2 separate regions of the Homo sapiens genome follow, and region 1 is linked to region 2. A link is a loop called in an ENCODE intact Hi-C map of the cell type or tissue named here. Cell type or tissue: mammary epithelial cell. All regions are shown on one strand. Links, peaks and the distances in the headings refer to the core of each region. The heading gives the core; the rest is flanking DNA.

Region 1 (6,464 bases), core at 1,194-5,193, 150 kb after region 2:
CGAGAGCACAGCACCCCATGACTCCTGGGAGCTTGTCATAGATGCTGCAGATGAGTCCTTCCTCAGACGGGATATTTGCTAATGCCTCTGCCAGCCTGGGCTTGTCTTCTCAGGGCCTTTCAAAATGCACACACCCTTCATTCTCATGATGTCCAGTGGATCAGGTTTTCCTTTATGTGTCATGCTTTTAGTGTTTAAGAATCATTTCTCTAACCCAAGTCACACTGACATCCTCCTTTTCATTCTTAACGCACATTTTACAGTTGTAGGCCTTACATTTTGGCTTATAATAAGTTCTGAGGCCAGGCACAGTGCTCACACCTGTAATCCTGGCACTTTGAGAGGCCAAGGCGGGTGGATCACCAGAGGTCAGGAGTTTGACACAAGCCTGGCCAACATGGTGAAACCCCGTCTCTACTAAAAATACAAAAAGTAGCCAGGTGTGGTGGCGGGCACCTGTAATCCCAGCTACTCCAGAGGCTGAGGCAGGAGAATCACTTGAACCTGGGAGACAGAGGTTGCAGTGAGTCAAGATTGTGCCACTGCCCTCCAACCTGGGCGAGAGAGTGAGACTCCATCTCAAAAAAATTAATAGTAAATTTTGAATGGATTTATATATGTACTGTCATGTATAGATTGAAGCTTCCATTCATATGTGTAGCCCCGTCATTCTAGTACCATTTGTTGCTAAGATTCTCCTTTCTCTGCTGAATTTGCTTACACTTATTTCAAAATCAGTTGAGCATGTATGTGAGGGTCTACTCTCGATCCTCTATTCTGTTCCACTGATCTATTTGTCTATCCTGTTACCAATGCCACACTGTCTGGATTTCTGAACCTTTATAACACATCTTGGGCCAGGTGCAAAGGTTCACGCCTGTAATCCTAGCACTTTGGGAGGCCGAGGTGGGTGGATCACTTGAGGCCAGGAGTTCAAGACCAGCCTGGCCAACATGGCGAAACCCGTCTCTACCAAAAATACAAAAACTAGCCAGGCATGGTGGTACACGCCTGTAATCCCAGCTACTCGGGAGGCTGAGGTACAAGAATCACTTGAGCCCCAGAGGCGGAGGCTGCAGTGAGCTGAGATCGTACCACTGCACTCCAGCCTGAGTGACAGAGCGAGCCTCCATCTCAAAAAAAAAAAAACCCAAATCTTGAAGCCAGGCATAGAATGCCCTCTCACTTGACCATTGTTTTCCAGAGCTGTTTTGATGATTGTAGGCCCACAGCATTGCCACACACTGAAACACAGGCCCATGAGCACACATATATGTATAATACAAATATAAGTGCACACCATGACGCAGTGAAATTTATCACAGGAATGCAAGGCTGGTTCAACATGAAATATGAGCCAATGGAATTCACCATATAAGCAGATTAAAAGACAAAAAGACGGCCGGACGTGGTGGCTCACATCTGTGATCCCAGCACTTTGGGAGGCTGAAGCAGGAGGATTCTGAGCAACATAGTGAGACCTGGTCTCTAAATAAATAAAATAAGACAAAAATACATCATCATTTCAGTAGACTTAGAAAAGGCATTTGACAGAATCCAGCAGGCTTATAAAGCTTTTTAATTATTTTTTTCTCCCTCTCCCTCTCCCTCTCCCTTCGGTCTCCCTCTGTTGCCGAGGCTGGACTGTACTGCTGTGGTCTCGGCTTGCTGCAGCCTCCCTGCCCCGGGCTCCCATGGTTCTCCTGCCTCGGCCTGCCAAGTGCCTGGGATTGCAGGCATGCACCGCCACGCCTGACTGGTTTTTGTATTTTTGGAGGAGACGGGGTTTTGCCCTGTTGACCGGGCTGGTCTCCGGCTCCTGACCTCCAATGGTCTGCCCGCCTCGGCCTCCCGGGGTGCTGGGATTGCAGACGGAGTCTTGCTCACTCAATGCTCAGTGTTGCCAAGGCTGGAGCGCAGTGGCGTGATCTCAGCTCGCCACAACCTCTACCTTCCAGCTGCCTGCCTTGGCCTCCCAAAGTGCTAAGATTACAGCCTCTGCCCGGCCGCCACCCCGTCTGGGAGGTGAGGAGCATCTCTGCCCGGCCGCCCATCGTCTGGGAGGTGAGGAGCGCCTCTGCCCGGCCGCCCGGTCTGGGAAGTGGGCGCCTCTGCCCAGCTGCCCCGTCTGGGAGGTGGGGGGCGCCTCTGCCTGGCTGCCCCGTCTGGGAGTTGAGGGGTGCCTCTGCCCGACCGCCCCACCTGGGAAGTGAGGGGCACCTCTGCCCAGCCACCGCCTTATCTGGAAGGTGGGGAGCGCCTCTGCCCGACTGCCCCGTCTGGGAAGTGGGCGCCTCTGCCCGGCCGTCCCATCTGGGGGGTGAGGAGCACCTCTGCCCGGCCACCCCGTCTGGGAGGTGAGGAGTGCCTCTGCCAGGCCGCCCCGTCTGGGAAGTGTACCCAACAGCTCCAAAGAGACAGCGACCATCGAGAACGGGCCATGATGACAGTGGCAGTTTTGTCAAAAAGAAAAGGGGGAAATGTGGGGAAAAGAAAGAGAGGTCAGATTGTTACTGTGTCTGTGTAGAAAGAAGTAGACATAGGAGACTCCGTTTTGTTCTGTACTAAGAAAAATTCTTCTGTCTTGGGATGCTGTTAATCTATAACCTTACCCCCAACCCCGTGCTCTCTGAAACGTGCTGTGTCAACTCAGGGTTAAATGGATTAAGGGCGGTGCCAGATGTGCTTTGTTAAACAGATGCTTGGAGGCAGCATGCTCGTTAAGAGTCATCACCATTCCCTAATCTCAACTACCCAGGGACACAAACACTGCGGAAGGCCGCAGGGACCTCTGCCTAGGAAAACCAGAGACCTTTGTTCACGTGTTTATCTGCTGACCTTCTCTCCACTATTATCCTATGACCCTGCCACATCCCCCTCTCTGAGAAACACCCAAGAATGATCAATAAATAAAAAATAATAATAATAAAATTTTTTTTTTTTTGAGATGGAGTCTCGCTCTGTCGCCTAGGCTGGAGTGCAGTGGCCCATCTCAGCTCACTGCAAGCTCCGCCTCCCGGGTTCACGCCATTCTCCTGCCTCAGCCTTAGGAGTAGCTGGGACTACAGGTGCCCGCCACCACGCCCAGCTAATTTTTTGTATTTCTGGTAGAGACGGGGTTTCATGGTGTTAGCCAGGATGGTCTCGATCTCCTGACCTCGTGATCCACCCGCCTCGGCCTCGCAAAGTGCTTGGGATTACAGGCGTGAGCCACCGCGCCAGGTCAGCTTTTTAAATTTTTTTTGTATTGTTGGTAGAGATGGGGTTTCATTTGGCCAGGCTGGTCTCCAACTCCTGACTTCGTGATCCGGCCGCCTCCGCCTCCCAAAGTGCTGGGATTACAGACGTGAGTCACCCTGCCCGGCCGCCTGTTCACTTTATTACTTGGAGACCGTATTCCATTCCCATAACCCAGGGGAGGAGGCACGCACGAGCCGACACCAGCAGGTGGGGCAGGAAACGCAGCCAGCGCGGAACCGGACGCCCAGGAGCCGGCCCCGGGCTGCCCACGACGGGGCCGCCGGAGAGGACTCGCGGCGCCCCCTCCTGGATGTGGCCGGCGGCGCGCGAGGAAGGAGCCGCCCCGAACGCGCGAGCGAGGCCGGGACTCGGGCGCCCTCTGCCGGCCGCTCTGAGGGACCGGGGCGGGGGGGCGTGTCTCCCGGTCACGTGACCTGGAAACCCCGCCCCCAAACCGAGGGGAACTTGCGGCCCCAAGACGCGGCGCGCTTACGAGGGCGCGCGAGGCGCCGCACGGGGGAGGCTTCTCCGAAAGCCGCGAGGGCAGCTCCCGTGTGTCCGCTGTGCAAACCGGTCCTTCCGCCAAAAACCTGCTGTCTGGCTTTTCTCAGGTAAGAACTACCCAAAAGCTAGACGACATTTTCAGAACATACAAGTACAAATAAGAAGAGGGAAAATCACCCGCAGTTCACCCCTGAGCCGCGCGCATTCCTTAGATCTCCGTGTTTCTTCCTAAAGGAACGTGGCCTGATACACAGGTGAGCTTTATTAGAACGCGGGCTGATACACAGGTGAGCTTTATTAGAACGCGGGCTGATACACAGGTGAGCTTTATTAGAACGCGGGCTGATACACAGGTGAGCTTTATTAGAACGCGGGCTGATACACAGGTGAGCTTTATTAGAACGCGGGCTGATACACAGGTGAGCTTTATTAGAACGCGGCCTGATACACAGGTGAGCTTTATTAGAACGCGGCCTGATACACAGGTGAGCTTTATTAGAACGCGGCCTGATACACAGGTGAGCTTTATTAGAACGCGGCCTGATACACAGGTGAGCTTTATTAGAACGCGGCCTGATACACAGGTGAGCTTTATTAGAACGCGGCCTGATACACAGGTGAGCTTTATTAGAACGCGGCCTGATACACAGGTGAGCTTTATTAGAACGCGGCCTGATACACAGGTGAGCTTTATTAGAACGCGGCCTGATACACAGGTGAGCTTTATTAGAACGCGGCCTGATACACAGGTGAGCTTTATTAGAACGCGGCCTGATACACAGGTGAGCTTTATTAGAACGCGGCCTGATACACAGGTGAGCTTTATTAGAACGCGGCCTGATACACAGGTGAGCTTTATTAGAACGCGGCCTGATACACAGGTGAGCTTTATTAGAACGCGGCCTGATACACAGGTGAGCTTTATTAGAACGCGGCCTGATACACAGGTGAGCTTTATTAGAACGCGGCCTGATACACAGGTGAGCTTTATTAGAACGCGGCCTGATACACAGGTGAGCTTTATTAGAACGCGGCCTGATACACAGGTGAGCTTTATTAGAACGCGGCCTGATACACAGGTGAGCTTTATTAGAACGCGGCCTGATACACAGGTGAGCTTTATTAGAACGCGGCCTGATACACAGGTGAGCTTTATTAGAACGCGGCCTGATACACAGGTGAGCTTTATTAGAACGCGGCCTGATACACAGGTGAGCTTTATTAGAACGCGGCCTGATACACAGGTGAGCTTTATTAGAACGCGGCCTGATACACAGGTGAGCTTTATTAGAACGCGGCCTGATACACAGGTGAGCTTTATTACTGATTTTTTTTTTTTATGGGGAATCTCGCTCTGTCGCCCAGGCTGGAGTGCAATGGTGCGATCTCGGCTCTCTGCAACCTCCGCCTCCCGGGTTCCAGTGATTCTCCTGCCTCAGCCTCCCGAGTAGCTGGGATTACGTGCGCCACCACGTCCGGCTCATTTTTTTGTATTTTCAGTAGGGACGGGGTTTCATCATGTTGGCCAGGCTGGTCTCAAACTCCTGGCCTCAAATGATCCGCCCACCTCAGCCTCCCAAAGTCCTGGCGTTACAGGCATGAGCCACCGCGCCCGGCCTAGTATTGAATATTTCAAACATACAAACAGGTTTTTTAAAAATAATGAGCCCCATGCCTGACCTCTCCCCTTAAACACATGCTCAGAGCCCCCCGAGTCGCCCTCTCCCCTCCATCCAGGGTCTCCTGGAGGCCTCTGCCGCCTGAGTTCTGTCTCCGTCCTTTCTGTTCCCTGAGGCCGTGCTCACCCCTACGCCTTCCCAGATGGCGAGGGCCTTTCCTGCGCCTCTGAACAATTTGGAAACGCTGCACAATGCGCACCCACCCGCCAGCTGCTGGTTCCATTCAACAGAATTGGGGTGGGAATTGTCCATATTGAGACCGCGTCGGTTATTCATCTCAGCTGCTGTTGACTACTCCGCTGCCTGAACACCGGCATTTACTCACCGATGCTCTCGTCTTGTCTGACTTTATGCAAACACTGCCACCGCCAGCGTACTCCGGACCTCTGTGTGCCCAGACACGGGGCAGACGCCCTGCCAGGCCCAATCGCCCCCCAGCGGTGGCTCTCAGAATTTACGCTCCCGCCCCAGGGCACAGGCTCCCTCCCCGCTCCAGACCTTCACTAGCCACTGGTTCGACTGCCTCAGGCCTCCCTGTCCCCACCCTAGTCATGAGAATATGAAATGGTAACTCACCATGGGTCTAGCTGGCATTTCACCAAGTACTAGTCAGGCATACTTCCGCTTGGTTCTGCCTGTTCCTACCCTTTGCTTTGTGCGTTTTGAGACAGGCATCTGGAGTGCAGTGCCATGATCACAGGTCACTGCAGTCTGAACCACCTGGGCTCAAGCAACCCTCCTGCCTCAGCCTCCCGAGAAGCTGCGACTACAAGCACACACCACTGTGCCCAGCTAATTTTTGTATTTTTGGCAGGGACGGGATTTTGCCATGTTTTCCAGGCTGGCCTTGAACTCCTAGCTCAAGCAACTGGCCCACCTCAACCTCTCAAAGTGCTAGGATTATAGGTGTGAGCCCCTGCACCCAGCCAAGAGATATTTTCAAAAACAATTACAGCCCGGTGAGGTGGCTCACGCCTGTAATCCCAGCACTTTGGGAGACCGAGGCGGGCAGATCACGAGGTCAGGAGATCGAGACCATCC
Region 2 (6,464 bases), core at 1,046-5,045:
CTAGAAGGCAGAGCCAGGTGCACAGGATGGAACATGAAGGAGGACTAGGAGCATGACTGCTGAAGCACAGCATCACAGGGAGACGGTTAGGCCTCCGGATAACTGCGGGCAGGTCTGACTGAAGTCAGGCCCTCCACAAGAGGTGGAGGAGCAGAGTCTTCTCTAAACTCCCCCGGGGAAAGGGAGCCCCTCCTTTCCCGGTCTGCTAAGTAGCGGGTGTTTTTCCTTGACACTTACGCTACCGCTAGACCACGGTCCGCTTGGCAACGGGCGTCTTCCCAGACGCTGGCATCACCGCTAGACCAAGGAGCCCTCTAGTGGCCTTGTCCGGGCATAACAGAAGGCTCGCACTCTTGTCTTCTGGTCACTCCTCACTATGTCCCCTCAGCTCCTATCTCTGTATGGCCTGGTTTTTCCTAGTTTATGATTATAGAGCGAGGATTGTTATAATATTGGAATAAAGAGTAATTGCTACAAACTAATGATTAATGATATTCATATATAATCATATCTAAGATCTATATCTGGTGTAACTATTTTTATTTTATATTTTATTATACTGGAACAGCTCGTGTCCTCAGTCTCTTGCCTCGGCACCTGGGTGGCTTGCCGCCCACAATGGGCAGCTTATTCATCAGGGAAGGCCTTTGTCTCCACACCTGTGGGTGAAGACCATCGGGATGCTTTGCCTTCAACAGGCAAGGCCAACAATTCACCTTCACTTCCCTCCCTCCAGGAACATCAGCTCCCAGCTCAGAGTCATCGGCCTCGCTTACAGGGACGTCACACTACCCGCTCTGTGGGGGGCATCGTGTGGTCTGGACTTGCTGAGCAGAAAGTAGCCGCTGCCCTCAACACCTCCCTAGAGCATCTGCGAGCCGAACACCTGGGGCCCACACCTCCGGCACGTCTAGGGACCCAGTGGTCCATCCCTTCCCAAGCACAAGGCAAGTGGCTACCTCAGTCCCTTCCTCCACGAAGAAAGAGGCACGATGCCTAGTGCTGTAGGTCCCATGTTATTTGGGAAGCAACTTTTGCCCTATTTGGAAGTGCTGCTCCAACCCCTTAACCCAAGACCAGAGGAGGCCTGCTAGGGGCCACGTGCCACATGGGCTGCTCGGCCACTTGGGCCACATGGCCAAGCACATCCAGTGCTGCTTGAACTGTGTCGAGCTTCTGGCTGGACCTCTGGTTGGCCTCTGCACTGACTTTCAGCAAAGCATTGCCACCATCTGGAGACAGGTGTCCCAGGGTCCACCATCTGGACATAGCTGTTGCAGCCCACGCCATCCGGAGAGAGGTGTCCCGGCCCCCACCGTCCGGAGAGAGAGCTCTCCCGGCCCCCACCGTCTGGAGAGAGGTGTCCCGGCCCCACCATCCGGAGAGAGCTGTCCCGGCCCTACCGTCTGGAGAGAGAGCTGTCCCGGCCCCACCGTCTGGAGAGAGGGGTCCCGGCCCCCACCGTCTGGGGAGAGCTGTCCCGGCCCCCACCGTCTGGAGAGAGAGCTGTCCCGGCCCCCACCGTCTGGAGAGAGAGCTGTCCCAGCCCCACCGTCTGGAGAGAGGTGTCCCGACCCCACCGTCTGGAGAGAGGTGTCCCAGCCCCACCGTCTGGGGAGAGGTGTCCCGGCCCCACCGTCTGGAGAGAGAGGTGTCCCGGCCCCACCGTCTGGGGAGAGCTGTTCCGGCCCCACCGTCTGCAGAGAGGTGTCCCGGCCCCACCGTCTGGAGAGAGCTGTCCCAGCCCCACCGTCTGGGGAGAGGTGTCCCGGCTCCCACCGTCTGGAGAGAGCTGTCCCGGCCCCCACCGTCTGGAGAGAGAGCTGTCCCGGCCCCACCGTCTGGAGAGAGGTGTCCCGGCCCCACCGTCTGGGGAAAGCTGTCCCGGCCCCACCGTCTGGAGAGAGAGCTGTCCCGGCCCCCACCATCCGGAGAGAGAGGTGTCCCGGCCCCCACCATCTGGAGAGAGAGCTGTCCCGGCCCCCACCGTCTGGAGAGAGGTGTCCCGGCCCCACCGTCTGGAGAGAGCTGTCCCGGCCCCACCGTCTGGAGAGAGGTGTCCCGGCCCCACCGTCTGGAGAGAGGTGTCCCGGCCCCACCGTCTGGAGAGAGCTGTCCCGGCCCCACCGTCTGGAGAGAGGTGTCCCGGCCCCCACCGTCTGGGGAGAGCTGTCCCGGCCCCACCAGGCTCCAGATACTGAGCAGGGCCAAGGGCCACATTCTTTTTTTTTTTTTTTTTTTTTTTGCACAGGATCTTGCTTGGTTGCCTAGTCTGGAGTGCGGTGGCATAATCACAGGTCTGCAGCCTCGACCTCCCAGGCCTCAGCAATCCTTCCACCCCAGCCTCTCGAGTAGCTGAGACTACAGGTTTGCACCACACCTGGCAAATGTTTGTGTTTTTTGTAGAGATAGGGTCTCCCTGTGTTGCCAAGGCTGGTCTCGAACTCCTGTGCTCAAGCGTCCTCTCCCACCTCCACCTCCCAAAGTGTTGAGATTACAGGCATAAGCCGCCGTGCCCAACCCCAAAGGCACATTCTAACGCCTGGGCTGCCATCGTGCACTGGGTGTGGTCGGACCCACCAGCCTCAGGGCTGGGTGTGCACAGCAGATGCCACCGACGGAAGTGGTCTACACGTGGTCAGCTCAAACAGGTCCTGGGGGCCCTGGGAAGCCAGTGGAGGAGGTGGGTCCTGAACAGGCATGAACAGGCAGCTCCCCTCACTCTGCCTCATCTCTCTGAAATACACCACTGGGTCGTGAGGCGTTCCCTCGGACCAGATGACTCAGAAAGCACAATGCAGCCCTGGTCACAGATGGCTCTGCCTAATAAGCTGGCACCACCCCGAAGTGGGCGCCCCAGCACGGCAGCGCCACCTGGGTGTGGGAGGCCAGGCCTGCACGACAGGTGCAAAGGCAGGTCCTCACCTGGGTGTGGGAGGCCAGGCCTGCACGACAGGTGCAAAGGCAGGTCCTCGCAGGGCCGAGCAGCAAGCAGGATGGAGGAGGAGGCAGAGTTCCGTGGACGCCCCGGCCACGGCCGACCGTCTAGCTGATGGCCAGGCACTTGGAGGGGCACGATTACAAAGTTAGAGATGAAACGGTCGGGGTGAAGGTATGTAGACAGACCTCTTGGGGTGGGCAGAGCATAAAGAATTTGTGTGCAAAGACCTGTCTCAGCAGAGGAGGGACCCTAATAGTCAGACGGACAAAATGACCCATTTGTGCGCATCAGGCAGCCTCTTTCCCCAGCTCCCCTTGTCCTGAGTCGGGCCAAGTGGCTGTAGCAGTGGGAAGCGGATTACCCTGGGCACCGCGCAGCCAACAGCGGAGACCAACACTGGCCCCTTCCTCCACCATGGAGGATGCTTGTCCCAGCAGGATGGGCTCCCACCCCAGCTGTGGATGGTCAGTGCCCTCAATGCCTCTGCCCAAACCACCACCCCACACATTCAGAGCTCCTCGTCCACCCACGGGGTGCTCCTCATGGCGGCATCGCCATTGTCCTGGGGACAGCAACCGGCCGGTGCTCCTGGAACCCACAGATCTCGCCGTGTTCCTGATGGAATGGCCTTTGGGAGGCTCAGTTTTGGCACCAGCTGAGTGACAATGCTGTGGATCTGGGGTCCTCTGGATGCAGCGGATCCACTGAATCAGCACTTAATCTCTGGCTTTTCCCAAAGCCGGGGCTCACTGGTCCAGGCGTGGAGGAGTGGAAACCCCAACTTCTTCCCATTGTCGTTAATCCCCAGTGAGCCACAAGTGAAAGTTTTGCCCCCTGCAGTGTTGCACGCTGTTGGTCTAGAGGCCTCAGATTCCCAGGGACCAACTCATCCCAGTTTGCTTAAGACTTTGCCGGTCTTATTTTCATTTTTTTATTTTTTATTTTTTTGAGGCTCAGTTTTGCTCTTGTTGCCCAGGCTGGAGTGCAATGGCACGATCTCGGCTCACCACAACCTCCGCCTCCTGGGTTCAAGCAATTCTCCTGCCTCAGCCTTCCTAGTAGCTGGGATTGCAGGCATGCACCACCATGCCCAGCTAATTTTTTATTTTTAGTAGAGACGGGGTTTCTCCATGTTGGTTAGGCTGGTCTCGAACTTCCAACCTCAGGTAATCCACCTGCCTCAGCGTCCCAAAGTGCTGAGATTACAGGCGTGAGCCACCGCGCCCAGCCGACTTTCCCAGGTTTAAAACGGAAAGTTCCATGTCCTAGGAATCCCCTCGGTCCTGGGAAAGCCCTGGAGTGTTTCCACCAGGGGACACGTTACGCAGGAAGCTGAGACTGCCCACCTGGACGCCGGTTCCTCACACCAGGGGGTCGACAAAGAAGAGGGTCCCTGTGCTGGTCCGGCTGACTGAGCCCAACAAGGGGAACTTGGAACCTGATCACAGAATGGGGCTAAGGGGGAGAAATTTGGGAGGCAGGAGATCGTCTGTAATATCACGTAGCTCCTCTAAGCCTTGCAGAAAACACCACTGGAAAACCAGAACCACCCCATAAGGCAAAACTGCTAACAGCATAGGCCTTTTGGGAAGGAACGTTTGGGTCACCCCACCAGACAGTGAACCACGACCAGCAGAGGTGCTTGCAGAGGGCAAAGGGACCACGCAGGAGTGACGGAAGAGCGTGGCCATAAAGACTGTACCAGCCACGACCTGGTGACCGTAGAAGTGAGTACTTCTTATCCTCACACAAGTCACACTTGTACTGACATTATCCGTTCTTCCTGCTTTTTTCCTCTTCCATTGCCCTCCTAGCTGCATAAAATGCGTTAACAACAGTTAACTTTACATTTCATCTCAGTATTTGTGTCATCCAACCCCCAACATGCACTTTGCAGTGTCAAGTGTTAAACGCTCTTAGAGAAACTAGAAGAACGAGGATCGTCTTCTCAAATGTGGATAACATGACACGAACCTTTTGTTCAGTCCCTTCTGGTTGGAATATTTGCATCATGTTACGTAGAAGCATGACTTTGTTTTTTGCTTTATTTGGAAGTTAAATGTGTTTTTTAAAAGAAGTGTGCGTCTGTGCTGAGTTGTCAAGAGGAGGAACCTGCCAGGTTGTTCTCTCTTTTTTTTTTTTGAGACCGAGTCTCGCTCTGTCACCCAGGCTGGAGTGCAGTGGCGCGATCTCGGCTCACTGCAAGCTCCGCCTCCCGGGTTCACGCCATTCTCCTGCCTCAGCCTCCGAGTAGCTGGGACTACAGGCGCCCGCCGCCACGCCCGGCTAATTTTTTGTATTTTCAGTACAGACAGGGTTTCACCGTGTTAGCCAGGATGGTCTCGATCTCCTGACCTCGTGATCCGCCCGCCTCGGCCTCCCAAAGTGCTGGGATTACAGGCGTGAGCCACCGCGCCCGGCCAGGTTGTTCTCTTATTCTAAGCTGGAGACCCATTTCCCAGAACCTTCTCCTCTGTGGCTGGGTCACACCGAAGTGAGGCGGTGGCCGTTCTTCTCCAGAAGGGGCCGAGACGGATGTGGTAGCATATGGAGCATCTGCGTCCGGCAGATCCCAGCTCGCCCCTCAATTGTACCTACTATGCTTTGGATCCACAGGGGACACCCTCTGACTGTGGACCCATGAAGTGTCCCAAACACGTCTCTCCCGACATTGCCAACACTTGCCTTCTAAGAACCTGTTTACGGGTCAGGCCAGCCGTTGCCTCCCCAGAGAGCGACCCTGGAGCGGGAGCCGGCCTCCCTCCATCACCCAGCTCATCTCCTTCACGTCACTCACCACCAGCAAAGCGACTATGCGTTCACTGGTCTGTCCCTGCCTAGTAACATGTAAACTCCATGAAAGGAGGGCCCTTTTCTGTCTTGCTCACTGCTGTGTCCCCTAAGTCCCTGGCTCGTCAGGACACTAGAATACTAGGTAGCGTCCACTGGCTGGATGAATGTGCCTAGGATGGGGTGCCATGCAGTGGAAAGAGGGAAAGCATTAGACGCACAGCCAGACAGATGCACATAGAAAATATGGGACTTGGAGAAACAGAATGAGACACATAAAAGAGCACCACTGGCCGGGCACAGTGGCTCACGCCTGGAATCCCAGCACTTTGGGAGGCCAAGGCGGGAGGATCACTTGAGCCCAGGAGTTCAACGCCAGCCCGGGACACATGGTGAGACCCTGAATCTGTTAAAAAAAAAAATACAAAAAATTAGTCCGGCATGGTGATGCATGCCTGTAGTCCCAGCTCCTCAAGAACCTGAAGTGGGAGGATCGCTTGAGCCCAGGAGGTCAAGGCTGCTGTGAGCTGAGATTGCACCACTGCACTCTAGCCTCAGAGACACAGTGAGACCCTGTCTCAAAAAGGGGTGGGGCACTATATTTTAATGAATATGCAGATAACAGAAATATGAAAAGTGGACTGCAGGAGGCAGGAGATGAGGAGCTGATGGGGTGGGGGAAGGTTTGAGAGACCGGGTGTTGTTTAAGGGCCGGTATGAACAGCAGGATGTA

The links. Hi-C counts contacts between places; a loop is a spot of excess contacts. Peaks named below come from ENCODE experiments on the same cell type or tissue, not always from the same donor. Only the 100,000 strongest peaks of a DNase experiment are listed, where the experiment ranks them.
Region 1: a loop joins it to region 2, with 10 times the contacts of the local background. A loop is called at or near these places in 6 of 110 quality-filtered maps.

The regions. Positions count from the first base shown.
Region 1 is chr11:515,257-521,720 of GRCh38, forward strand. It overlaps a transcript of LRRC56 not described here. Among named protein-coding and RNA genes, the nearest start is that of RNH1, 11 kb to the left of the region's middle. In mammary epithelial cell, for the core only: a CTCF peak has its summit at 3,581 (motif pointing left); a DNase peak (open chromatin) is centred at 3,445; H3K4me3 peaks cover 303 bases; H3K27ac peaks cover 384 bases.
Region 2 is chr11:361,771-368,234 of GRCh38, forward strand. No RefSeq gene overlaps it. Among named protein-coding and RNA genes, the nearest start is that of B4GALNT4, 4.5 kb to the right of the region's middle. RefSeq lists an enhancer at 6,262-6,464. In mammary epithelial cell, for the core only: a CTCF peak has its summit at 2,856; a DNase peak (open chromatin) is centred at 2,801.